2 separate regions of the Homo sapiens genome follow, and region 2 is linked to region 1. A link is an interaction called in ENCODE POLR2A ChIA-PET data of the cell type or tissue named here. Cell type or tissue: B cell. All regions are shown on one strand. Each heading gives the region's core, and the rest is flanking DNA. Links, peaks and the distances in the headings are about the cores only. Region 1 has its middle 32 kb from the start of LINC02580. Region 2 overlaps THADA (THADA armadillo repeat containing).

Region 1 (2,903 bases), core at 139-2,638:
TACCTCTACCCACCCCGGGCCTGTGCACTTCCCACTGACAGCAGCCGGTGGGGCGGGCAGGGAGCTACAGTGGGGCCCCCAAGAACTGTCACTCCGCGGCCTAGCTTTCAACATCCTTTGGGGCCCAAGCCACTCAGTTCAACCTCTCTTCCTTCCTCCTTCACTCAGGCTGTTTTGAGTGAGGGCCAGCCACACTCAGACTCCAGCCATGGTGCTCCCTCTCAGCTCCAAGAGCCCAAGGCAAGGAGGTGGAAGGTTAATCAGAGTCCACCCTGGTCAACACAACTTCCCTAACACCTGATGTGAGTTTAGGCATTTAGACCCTGCCGGGAACCCAGAGGAACATGCAGGTGCTCAGCAGGTGCAGGGTGCGGGCAATAACACCAATAGCAGTAATAATAACTAGCCTTCTCGGCTGCCATGGGCCAGGTGCTTTTCATCTAAGACCTTGCTTGATGTTAATCCTGAGATGTGGGCATTTTTTATCCCCTTTCATACTTGAGGAAACTGAGGCTCCAGGAAGGAGGGGTTGTGGGGTGTCGGCGGCAGGGTTTGTGGGCCTACTTCCTGCAGGACAGGAACCTTGCAAGGCACAGGGGATCTGGAGAAGCAGAATTGGAAAGACTCGGGTGGGTGGACCAGCCTGAGGCTGGGGAAGGGCCTTGCAGGGGATTCCTGTCCCACAGATGCCTGCAGGCCCAGGTGTGAGGCCCCCAGCCCCACCACCCCAGCCCAGCCCACAGCTGCTGTGTCACAACCCCTAGAGCGGCTTGGGACTCTGAGTCTCCAACAAGCTCCCAGGTGACCTGGAAGCAGCTGGCTCAGTCTGGGAGGCCAGAGCTGGGCTGCAAAGCCCTGACAAAGCCATTTCTCAGGCCCTCCTGACTTTGAGGCAGGAAATGATCATCATGGCAGCTAATATTAATTGACACCTTACCTGCACAGTAGGTGCTGTGCTAAGCACTTTGCATATGTGAACCTACTTAACTCTCACAATAGTTCTGCGAGGAAGAGAACCTGGGCACAAAGAGGCTAAGTGACTTGCCAGTCATACAGTGCTGGCATTGAACCTGGACACCTGGCTCAAGGCCACACATCTGCCCGCAAAGCAGGATGCCTGGGGTAGGGAAGGCGGCAGGGCAGGGCCTCGAGCACTGGGTCTGAGTGCGGGGCTGGACCTGGTAGGCCCTGGGCAGCAGCAGGTTTCTGAGCAGGGGACCGGCATGCTCCCCAGGACTGGCCACATGGTGTGCGCGTGAGGGAGGCCTGGGCAGACAAGCTCAACACCACTAAGGGCTGAATGTGAAACCCTCCCGCAGGGATGTGGTTTTGACATGAGAAGGCAAAAGAAATAACGCTTCCCTCAAAGGAAAGAACTGACAAACAAAGCTGGGCGCCCATGTGTCGGGCACAAACACTAAAGGTGGAAGTTCAGACGCTAGGAAGGGCGCCCGCAGCCACTTCCTCTGCCGCCCCTCTTCCCCTGCAACAAGGCCTAGTATAGATAGGTGCACAGCTCCTGGGCCTGAGGTCTAAGGACAGCCAGCCTGGGGGACCACCTGTCTGTCCACATGTGTGTGCAAGAGGTCAGGGAGAAAGGGCCTCTGGGTGCTTGCTTGCAGGGAGTGCCTGTCCCCATCCCACCCTGCTCCTGCAGCCGAAAAGGACAGACGCCCTGACTCTAATCTGTACCTCTGGGGCCTCAAAACCACAGCCACGTCAGCCGCGCATGCATCTGGACTAGGTGGGAGGTGGGGCCACCTATGCAGGGTACGCAGGTGTGTGCCAACATGCGTGTGCAGGGCAGACATGCCCCCCCACCCCCGAGGGAGGAGGGCAAGTGGGGTGGAGGGGTCCAGAGATCCGGTGGCCGCCCGGCCCCGCTCCTTCCCCTGCCCCTGCCTCCCCTCTGAGGGGTAGCCATGGCTTTGAGGACCCCCCTTCTTCCCTCAAGCTTCTCTCTGCTCTCAGCTCCAGTGCCAGCGACAATCTAAATAAATGTCTATGGAGCACCTAAAATGGCCTGGCAAGTTCTGGGCACTTGGGAGACATCAGCGAGAAAAGTAAAGATTCCTGCCCTCGGCCGGGCGTGGTGGCTCACGCCTGTAATCCCAGAACATTGGGAGACCGAGGCGGGTGGATCACCTGAGGTCAGGAGTTCGAGACCAGCTTGGCCAACATGGTGAAACCCCGTCTCTACTAAAAATACAAAAATTAGCTGGGCGTCATGGCATCTGTCTGTAATCCCAGCTACTCAGGAGGCTGAGGCAGGAGAATTGCTTGAACCTGTGACGCAGAGGTTGCAGTGAGCCGAGATCGTGCCATTGCACTCCAGCCTGGGTGACAAAAGCGAAACTCCATCTCAAAAAAAAAAAAAAAAAAAAAAAAAGATTCCTGCCCTCTTGGGGCCCACATTTTGTTGGGGAGGCACAATAGACAGAATAAATACATTCCTTTCTTTCTGTCTTTTTTTTTTTTTTGAGATAGGGTATCCCTCTGTGACCCAGGCTAGAGTGCAGTGGCAGGATCACAGCTCACTGCAGCCTCAAACTCTTGGGCTCAAGTGAACCTCCTACCTCAACCTCCTGAGTAGCTGGGACCACCAAGCCCGGCTAATTTTCGTTTTCTTTTTTGTAGGGACGGGTCTTACTATGTTGCCCAGGCTGGCCTCAAGGGATCCTCCTGCCTCAGCTTCCCAAAGTGCTGGGATTACAGGTGTGAACCACTGCGCCCAGCCTTACATTCTATAATCCTCATGTAGGCAGTGGGTTCCATGGAAAGAAAGAGGAAGCAGATAGGGCTGGGAGATGAGGAGTGCTGGTGGGTGCGAGGGTGTGCACTCACTCGGGTCACCGTACTAAGCTGGGTGCTCCAGGGAGGCCCCATGAAGAGGCCAACATTTC
Region 2 (2,903 bases), core at 292-2,791, 110 kb after region 1:
ATCAGCTAATAAATGGATAAATAAAATGCTGTTATAAATTCATACAATGGAATAGTAATCAGCCACAAAAGGGAATGAAGAAGCAGGAGGTCTAGGTGGGAAGGTAAGACAAACACCCAGGCAACAGCAGGGACATCAGGTGCTCAGTGGAGTGGTTCACATGCCAAGAGCTGTGGGAGCTGGGGGTTGGTGGGAGGAAGACGTCAATGTGGGGAATAAATGATCTCCGAGGCTCTTCCTCCCACCGGCTACACTGCTAGGGCAAGAAGAAATATGCCCTAGAATCTTCCTGGAGTGCTTCAAATGGGTGGGGTTAGCTGGTACACATTCATGTCTGTGGTAGGCCTACACAAGTGGGATTAACATGTGGTCATTTGGAATCATGTTGGAAATGTGATGGATCAGCATTTAGAATTGGTTAATCTGGTGCCTTCCATCCTTGTGAAGGGATAACTCACTGGGACTGCAGAGGAGGGAAGCAAACCAGAGCCTTCAGGGCTGCTGCAGTATAGCCTTCATCTTGCTACTGCCCCAGCCACATCAGGGCTCCCCATCCAAGGCAGATGCCTAGCTATCAGAAACCCTGTTATGTGCTGATACTCCCTGGTGCTTCTTCTCTGCCTCCACGATGAGCGCCTCCACCCCCATCCCCCGCCCCCCAACAGGGCTGGAGGTGAAGACCCAGGCCTCACACAGTGTGTTGCCTCCACTACAAATCTCAGCCTCTGATTCCCCCCACTAGGGGAAGTGATTATTAATTTCTAGGCAGGTAGACAGGTAAGTCACAGACTTTGAGGTTGCTTTCAACTACTGAATGAAAGAAAGATGTCAAAGTGGATGTCTTCCAGGTGCCAACCTTGAAAACTATTTCAGACCACGGATTAAAAAGCCCATGGTCTGATTTTAAAGTATTATGGGGGAGATGACTTCTAGACTAAGGCCATTGGTCAAGTCTGCCTTCTAGTCCTTCTCAAGAGAGGGCAATCAGCATAGTAAATGCTGTGCAAATGGCAATGGGTTGAATTCTCCCTGCCCCTAGCTCTGGAGAATCCTCCTTCAGGCATCTGAAAAATCCCTCAGCTTTAGGGGACTGGCCAAGGTGTTGGGTGGCCCTGCCATCCAACCAACTCACCACCCATCCACCCACTCACCCATTCACCCATCAATCTGATATTTTATCTACCCACAAGTATTTATTGATCACCTGTGTGTGGAGGACGCTGTGTGAAACATGAGGAAAACCACCCAGAAAACCACTCTAAGAGAGAGAAGAGTTGCCAGAGGCAAGCTGACCCACACGAAGTGTGACGAAACAGTCGAAGACGGTGTGTGACACAGACAAATTATATCATGAGTAGGGGTAATCAAAAGACAGAAAGGAAAAACAAATGTGGAAGGAGGAGGTGGCTTCACAGACAGGCTAAGCAGGGTGGGTGAGAGGACACACACAACCGAGAGGCAGTGAGGAGCCCAAGCTTGGGCCGCAGGGAGACAAGCTGCCCACTAAAGGGAGGACTGGAGGCGAGGCCAGGCAGGCTGGGGTGGCCTGGGCAGCAAAGGCAGCGTCTGACGGAGTGAGTGTTACTGCACTTTCTTTTTTTCTGAGCAAAAATACATTCAGGTTTCATGAGGCCGTTTCCAGATAACCTCATTATTTCTAGTCTTCTCCATGGTCGTCTTCACTTCCCCTTAGCAGGGGAAGAGCCTGAACTTTAAATTAGTCATGAAAAACAAGCTCGGTTCAGCTGACTCTGCCAGTCAACATTTCCTGGGGCTGCCAGAAGCCTCTCAGTCCCCTACCTCCCCTTACCCTCTACTCCGAGACTAGCCAGGGCTCTCCACCCACCAGGGCCATCAGAGCCCAGGCTCAGAGCTGGGATTCCAGGTGGGGCACTCTGTGAGTACATTCATGGCCATGCTATCAAATGCCATCATTTCAACCTTTACCACCAATTAAAAGCTCCCAGCTGACCCCTACTGGAGACAAATGGCCCAGAGGAAGGTCAGTGTCCTAAGGAATGGAAGGGGATCATCTCCCCAGCTGCAAAGAACCCAGTAGGAAGTCTGGGTCGGGGAACATAGGTGTTTGTGGTTAACAGTCTCTGTCCTTTATCTGAAAATTTAAAAAATTTCATCAAAGAAGAACCAAATGTGCTGGCCAGAGCTCTCAAGGGCAGCCCTAGTCCCAGCATGCACTGGGCCAAGTGCCAGGGCCGGGTGCAGCACCAGGACTATGGCCCACCCTCTCTCTGCCCTCGTCCCTGTCTGTGCCCTTGTCCACAGCCATCCCTTCCCCCAAATCCCTACCTGGCCATGATATTAAGTCTGGGGGGAATTCAGACTTCACCGGGCCCAGGTGGACCCCTCTTCCTTTTTTTTATGTTTATTTTTTTGAGACAGGGTCTCACTCTGTCGCCCAGGCTAGGGCAAAGTGGCACAATCACAGCTCACTGCAGCGACCTCCCAGGCTCAAGTGGTCCTCCCACCTCAGCCTCCCTGGTGGCTGAGACTACAGGCACAAACTACCATGTCCCCCCTAATTTTTGTATTTTTTGTAGAGACGGGTTTTGCCACGTGGCCCAGGTTGGTCTTAAACTCCTGGGCTCAAGTGATCCACACACCTAGGCCTCCCAAGGTGCTAGGATTACTGGTGTGAGCCACTTTGCCTGGCATCCTTTTTGTTTTAAGTCTTAGAGCCTACTATTTAAAAGAAAGTATATGCGGAGGCAGAATCCAAACACACACAACTTGGGTTCTAAGCTGAGTTGTGTCAGCTAAACTGTACTAAACAGTCCCTTTGCACCCCTGTCTGGACTTACCAGCAGTGTCTGGACAGGGGTGCAAAGGGACTATTTAGTACAGCTCACATGGATTTAAAAAAAAATCAGGGCAATTCTCATAAA

Evidence for each region. ChIA-PET counts read pairs that join two places held together with the same protein. Peaks named below come from ENCODE experiments on the same cell type or tissue, not always from the same donor. Only the 100,000 strongest peaks of a DNase experiment are listed, where the experiment ranks them.
Region 2: POLR2A ChIA-PET joins it to region 1 with 6 read pairs; 3 of 35 experiments call an interaction of 5 or more read pairs at or near these places.

The regions. Positions count from the first base shown.
Region 1 is chr2:43,132,814-43,135,716 of GRCh38, forward strand. No RefSeq gene overlaps it. Among named protein-coding and RNA genes, the nearest start is that of LINC02580, 32 kb to the left of the region's middle. RefSeq lists enhancers at 459-1,222, 1,006-1,055, 1,223-1,984, 1,496-1,565. In B cell, for the core only: no CTCF peak of the experiment used is centred there; DNase peaks (open chromatin) are centred at 168 and 1,698; H3K27ac peaks cover 2,500 bases.
Region 2 is chr2:43,238,717-43,241,619 of GRCh38, forward strand. The region is part of intron 36 of THADA (THADA armadillo repeat containing); the gene reads right to left. Among named protein-coding and RNA genes, the nearest start is that of LINC01126, 13 kb to the left of the region's middle. In B cell, for the core only: no CTCF peak of the experiment used is centred there; a DNase peak (open chromatin) is centred at 1,785; H3K4me3 peaks cover 535 bases; H3K27ac peaks cover 2,030 bases.